Regions from separate parts of the Homo sapiens genome. Here region 1 is linked to region 2. Evidence: chromatin contacts called from ENCODE Hi-C data. All regions are on one chromosome and are shown on one strand. Each heading gives the region's core, a stretch centred on a gene start or an enhancer-like site at or near the end of the contact. The rest is flanking DNA. Distances are from core to core; before and after follow the strand shown. Region 1 holds the start of CCR5AS (CCR5 antisense RNA). Region 2 holds the start of ALS2CL (ALS2 C-terminal like).

Evidence for each region. A loop is a pair of places that touch in the nucleus more often than their neighbours do. Pooled maps may share reads with other maps.
Region 1: a map of PC-3 shows a loop between it and region 2 (7-fold over the local background). The contact joins the promoter of CCR5AS here to the promoter of ALS2CL in region 2. A Hi-C loop is called at or near these places in 1 of 168 maps with a recorded cell type or tissue (PC-3) and 1 of 50 pooled maps.

The regions. Positions count from the first base shown.
Region 1 is chr3:46,405,751-46,408,450 of GRCh38, forward strand. It overlaps CCR5AS (CCR5 antisense RNA), which reads right to left and starts at 1,316. Exons shown (of 4, transcript NR_125406.2): 1 at 1,147-1,316. It overlaps CCRL2 (C-C motif chemokine receptor like 2), which reads left to right and starts at 1,509. Exons shown (of 2, transcript NM_003965.5): 1 at 1,509-1,752; 2 at 2,318-2,700. The coding sequence starts at 2,330.
Region 2 is chr3:46,692,125-46,695,172 of GRCh38, forward strand. ALS2CL (ALS2 C-terminal like) reads right to left here and starts at 1,555. Exons shown (of 26, transcript NM_147129.5): 1 at 1,519-1,555. It also overlaps a transcript of TMIE not described here. RefSeq lists enhancers at 119-910, 2,492-3,048 and silencers at 1,355-1,649, 1,380-1,629, 1,780-1,859.

The DNA of each region.
Region 1 (2,700 bases), core at 66-2,565, 290 kb before region 2:
TCTGTCGGCACACGTGGAGTTAAATTTAATGCTCAATCACATATTTGTCTGGGCTCTTTCTGTGTTTATTTTTCTCTTAATAGTTCTCTCTCCTCCCTTCCTCTCCCCGCCCCTCCTCCTCCTTCTTCTTTTTTTTTTCCAGAGACAGTGTCTCGCTCTGCCACCCAGGCCAGAGTGCAGAGTGGCATGATCATGGCTCACCGCAGCCTCCAACTCCTGGGCTCACGTGAACATCCCACCTTGGCCTCTGGAATGTCTGGGATTACAGGCACTTGCCACTGCATCTGGCTAATTTTTATATTGTTTATAGATCCGGGATCTCACTATGTTGCCCAGGCTGGCCTCAAACTCCTGGGCTCAAGCGACCCTCCCACCTCATACTTCTGAGTAGCTGGGGCTGTAGGAATGCGCCTCAGTGCCAGGCTAGTTTCTTAATTTTCTATTTCTATTTTGACAGGTACAAATTTTGTATTCAATCCTACCTCAGACACATCTTTGGTGGGAAAAGGATGTCATTTAATCAATATATAAATTCTAAGCAAATAGGTCTGATCCCCAAATTAGGTTAGTCACAGCTGCTGAGTCGTTGACCCAAGAGAAGCTCATCTAGATTTTTTCATTATTTTCAAGTTCCTCTTCTCGGTTCGTCCTTCTTCCAGACCGTGCCCTCCCCGTCCCACTCTCTTCCCACAGCCTCCCCTCCCCACAGCCTCCTCCCACCATTCCAAATCTGGGCTGTTCTCTCAATTTCCTTCTCTCTGGACTCAAACCTACCCTAGCCCCCAGCCTCAGTTTGGGGTTAAACTTGTCCTCCTCACATTCTCTCCCACCCAACTTGATGTCGCCTCTGTGTCATCACCACGGGATTTTCCTCCTCTGGGTTCTCCTTTTCCGAGTGGGGTCAGCTCCCCCATGAGTCACAGCACCAATCACTTCTGGCTGCTTGCAAACCCCTTTGCTTTCCTCAGTGTTGACACCCAGGGCAGCCCTATGCTCACTGCCGCTGAGACCCCACCTCTGCCCCTGGCCTTTTCCCAGCTGACATCACCCTGTGGCTTCCATTTTCCTAAAATTCTCTTTTGAGGCCTCAGTCTTAACCAAAGCACACAGTGCCCCTCAAAAATGACAATAAAAACCCAAACACACCGTGACTGTCATGGCAGGTTCCTGGTCCCCGTATTGAATCAGCGGGTGGGTTTCTGCGAACACTGGTGAGAGGCCGCATTAGAGGGTCAGGACCCTCAGGTCTGGACTCGTGGTCACCACATACCTTCCTCCCTGCTGACAGTAGCTGGTACCTGTTACCTACTCAGAGTGTCACATGCCACAAGCCAGAGCGTCTTGGCAGTTCTCAGCACCTTGACATCACTTCCTTGCTACCACTCAGAGCGGCAGTGACACAGTTCCCTTATCTCAGAAGGCCAGAAGACGGCTGTCAAAGGTCACAGGGAAATCAAAGGCGGGGTACAGGGCCAGAGGGAGGAGGAAACAACTTCCCGGTTGCTTTCAGACGCTTCAGAGATCCTCTGGAGGCCTGGGGGAGCTTTTGAGTACTTTATTTCAGTTGGTCCCTGAGCTCGGTGAGTGGGGCGGGTAGAGCCACCAGGGGAATCAACAGTGGTTTCTCGTGCCCCTCAGGGTCAGGAGCAGTCTGATCAAAAGGAGGGCATCCACTGTCCGGGGCCATTCCCACAGCTCCCGGATGCTGGGTCTGGAGGCTGCGCCCTTCCCCTGCAGGAGCTCAGCCCAGTGGTAAGTCATCTGTGTGTCATCTATGTATTTAACCCCTTATGGCCATGTTGATGCTGAGCATGGTTTCACTTTTGCAAACATTTATTTATACCCTTCGAGAGAAAAACGTCTCAGCTGTCACAGGAAGCTGCTTCGGGGGGTGAGCAAACTTTTTAAAATGCAGAAATTATGATCTACACCCGTTTCTTAAAAGTAAGCCATCGTACTTGGTTCTCTTTAATTATATATTTTCTTACATATTGTGTTCATGTAGGCAAGTCCTGTTTCTGCTAAAAGAAGGTAAGTTCTACCAAGGCGGTGTCATGCCAGCTTTATTTCCCGTGGCACCTGGCACACTGCTAAGCACTTACATGCTTAACAACTAGATTGGGAATGGTGCTGCTCTGGGGAAGTGGGCACACGTTAAAGAAATGTTTATTTCAGTCTTCTGAAATAGGGAATTACTCTGGCTAAAATGTAGCTCCAGAAAGGGAAAGTGGGGCTGTATGAATCCAGGTCCAGTTTGTTGTTTCCTCCAGGATAAGGCAGCTGTCGGAGGGGAAAATCATCTCCCATTTCTCCACAGGGCAGTCTGAAGATGGCCAATTACACGCTGGCACCAGAGGATGAATATGATGTCCTCATAGAAGGTGAACTGGAGAGCGATGAGGCAGAGCAATGTGACAAGTATGACGCCCAGGCACTCTCAGCCCAGCTGGTGCCATCACTCTGCTCTGCTGTGTTTGTGATCGGTGTCCTGGACAATCTCCTGGTTGTGCTTATCCTGGTAAAATATAAAGGACTCAAACGCGTGGAAAATATCTATCTTCTAAACTTGGCAGTTTCTAACTTGTGTTTCTTGCTTACCCTGCCCTTCTGGGCTCATGCTGGGGGCGATCCCATGTGTAAAATTCTCATTGGACTGTACTTCGTGGGCCTGTACAGTGAGACATTTTTCAATTGCCTTCT
Region 2 (3,048 bases), core at 305-2,804:
AGGCAGTGGGTTGGGGGAAGGCCGCAGTGGAAGCTGGGATTCTGGTTAGGTGACCCTGAGGGACCCAGCTCCCAGGCTAGGGAGTCTGGGGCTTCATCCTGGAAGTGATGAGGAGAGTGTAAGTGCAGGGGTGAGGCAGCGTGAATGTGCATGAGTGTGCACGTTTGCAGGGCAGGAGGAGGAGGTGCTGAACCTTAATATGAGGAGGATCCTGCAGGAGTACCCCCCTCCCCAACCCCTGTCCCATCCCTAACCTTCCCCCTTCCAGTCAAGGGCATAGCTTCCTCACCCTCTCCCTCCCTCCAGTTCAAAGGTTCCTTAGTGACAGGCTGTGCCTAATGTACAGATGGGGAAACTGAGGCCCAGGAACAATGGGAGGGTCCAGAGACCCTTGTGTAGAACTTGTGCAGGGCTCAGACCCAGACTTCTGGCTCCAGCCCACCAGGTTCACCTAGCTAGATGGCTCAGAGAGGGTGGGCAACTCACCTGAGGCACAGAGCAAGATCCTGACGGGCCCTGCCTCACAGCTGTCCTCAGGCAGCCCTGATGCTCACCACGGGGTGCGGTGGGGTGGGGCAGGGTGAGGACAGAACTGGCCAGTCACGGCGTGCCCAGGTGAGTCAGCGGCTGCCCCTGTGGCGCTCTAACCAGTAGCCAGACCTGGTCTCTCCTCTGCATTCCTGGCCTCTGTCCACGCTAGGTCCCTCCCGGGCAGGGTCACTGGGGCCTTCCCTGTCCTCTCCCAGGCCTGGCTCCTTAGGCCCCTGACACACCTTGTCGTGACACTCACTCACTCTGGTATTTCCTGGTCTGAACAGGCAGGGAAGTTCTGCCTGCTGTGGAGGCTTTTTCATGGGCTGCCGTGGCAGCCCCTTCGTTGTCTGGTGCCCAGTGGGGGAGAGTAGAGACACGCACTGCCCCAGGGAGGGGGCGCTGAACTGTCACACCTGATCCCTCAGTCTCATGCTCGCCTCTCCCCGCTGCACCCTTCCTCGGCCCCACCATGGCTACAAGCCTCTTGTCCTAGACAAGCACCCCTCCCTGCTGTCGCATATGTCCCAGCTTCCCTTCCTCTCCCTGCCCAGGCACACACTCAGTCGCTGGAGTTTCCCAGACCCGAGCTCCTGTTCCGGCCGCCAGGCATTTGCCATGCCGCTCCCATGCGAAAAGGCCACCTCCTGGAATCCCGGGTCGGGCCCTTCCGCCCTAACCAGCCGGCGTCACCTCCTCCTGGCAGTCTCTCCTGCTGGCTGGGGCCCCGTGGCCCTGCCACCACGGCTCAGGTCAGGCCCGGGGCGCTGCCCCGAACCCAAGCAGGCTAGCAGCCAGGCAGGGAGGACGACGCTGTGAGCGGGGTATCTTACGAGGGACTCGGACGGCCGGGGGATGACTGCCGCCGGGACCAAGGAGCTGGGCGGGGACCGCAGCAGCCGAGGAGGCGGGAGCCCCCACCTGGACGAGCTAAGCGTGGAGCGCAGACACCCGTCCGCAGACGCGCGCCCTTCGTCGCGCCCTTACCTGAGCGCTGTGGTTGCCCCGCGCCGGGACTGCCTGTGCGGCTCCTCGCTCGCACCCCCACCCTGCCCCCTGCCAGTCCCGCCCCCTGCCAGCCCCGCCCCCTTCGCCCAGCCCCGCCCCGCCCCGCCTCCGGGTGTTGCTCTGGAGTTGCGGGGGCCACGGGCGGGCCACCGAGGAGCTGGCGCGCGGTATTGATCCGTCCCGCCGCCCCAAGCCTCTCCTGAGGCCTCCCTCTGGCGTCCCCCGGGATCCGGAGGCCCCTGGGACCCGGCGCGGGGAGGAAAAGTGGGAGTCTTGACCCCTCCGCCCCCTACGCACCCACGCGCACACTCAGGCTCGCCTCTCGCGCCCCGCTTCCCCTGCAAGGCTCCGAGGCCGCCGTGCCACCACCTCGCCCCGCCAGTCAGTCGCTCTGCGAGCCTGTGGTGCAGCCCCGTGACCTCCCGGGTCTGCCCTGAGTCACAGAAGCCAGCACACGCGGAGCGCTGTGTGGGTTCGTGGAACTTGGAGCCTGTAGAGGGGTATACTGAGGCGCCCTGCGGCCCCCTGGGCTGGGTGTCCACGGCCGGCCGCCCCTCCTGTGCGACCTTGGGGAAGTCCCCTTTCCTCCCCACTCCTGAGTCTCAACAGGCCTAGTAGAGCATGAAGCCGGCCGCGTGTGCTTTGTGCGAAGGCCTGAGACCTTGGAAAGGGTGGCTGAAGACTTATCTGGGACAGACCCCCCGGGAGCGGGAGGGAACTTAGTTCAAACCTGTAACAAAGAAGCCCCCCGTCAGCAGCCTGATTCCCCCTCTGGCCACCAGGTTAGTCACCCATTGCTCTCAGTGGCACTCAGGTTCCAGTGAGGGGGAGGCTCAGGGTCCAAGGCGGCCGTGGAAGAGCAGAAAGGGTGGCCCACCAGCCCCCTACTCAGCCCCCTACTGAGGAGGTGGGAGGCATCCCCCAACCTGCCAGGCTGAAGAGACCCCCAGTGGAGGTAAGTAGGGGCCTGGGGCCTGCCAAGCTCATCCCCTGGCTCCCTTGGGTTGTTGCGAGGTGGGAGTTTACTGTCTGCCAAGCTGCACATCACCCCTTGGAGGGTTTCCAGCCTGGGACCCTTGTCTGAGTGACTGCAGGTCCCAGTGACCTCACCCTTTTGCCCCACATTGCTCTCCTCCTGGGTCCCAATCCTGCAGAGCCGCCCCTTCCTGCTTCTCCATCCCTCCCCACATTGCCAAAGCCCGCCCTAGCTCTGGCCTCCCCTTTTCCAGCCTTGTTTTCTTGCCCCCTTCTGCACCCCCTGCTGCCTGAGGGGCTCCACTCCCAAAGGCCTTGCTCCTCTGGTCCCTGCCTGCTAGAGGTGTTGCTGTGTTGGTGGGTGGGGGCTACCTCAAGGAGGCTTCTGGTGAGGTGTCCCTCTGGCCCTCTGGGAAAGCCTCCCCTCCCCATGCCCTCCACCCCCAGGCTCCGGACCTTGGCCCCCACTCCCCTTCACAGCCCTGTTGGCCTGCGGGACTGTCTGCTGGGGCACTTGGCTCCCTGAGTCTACAG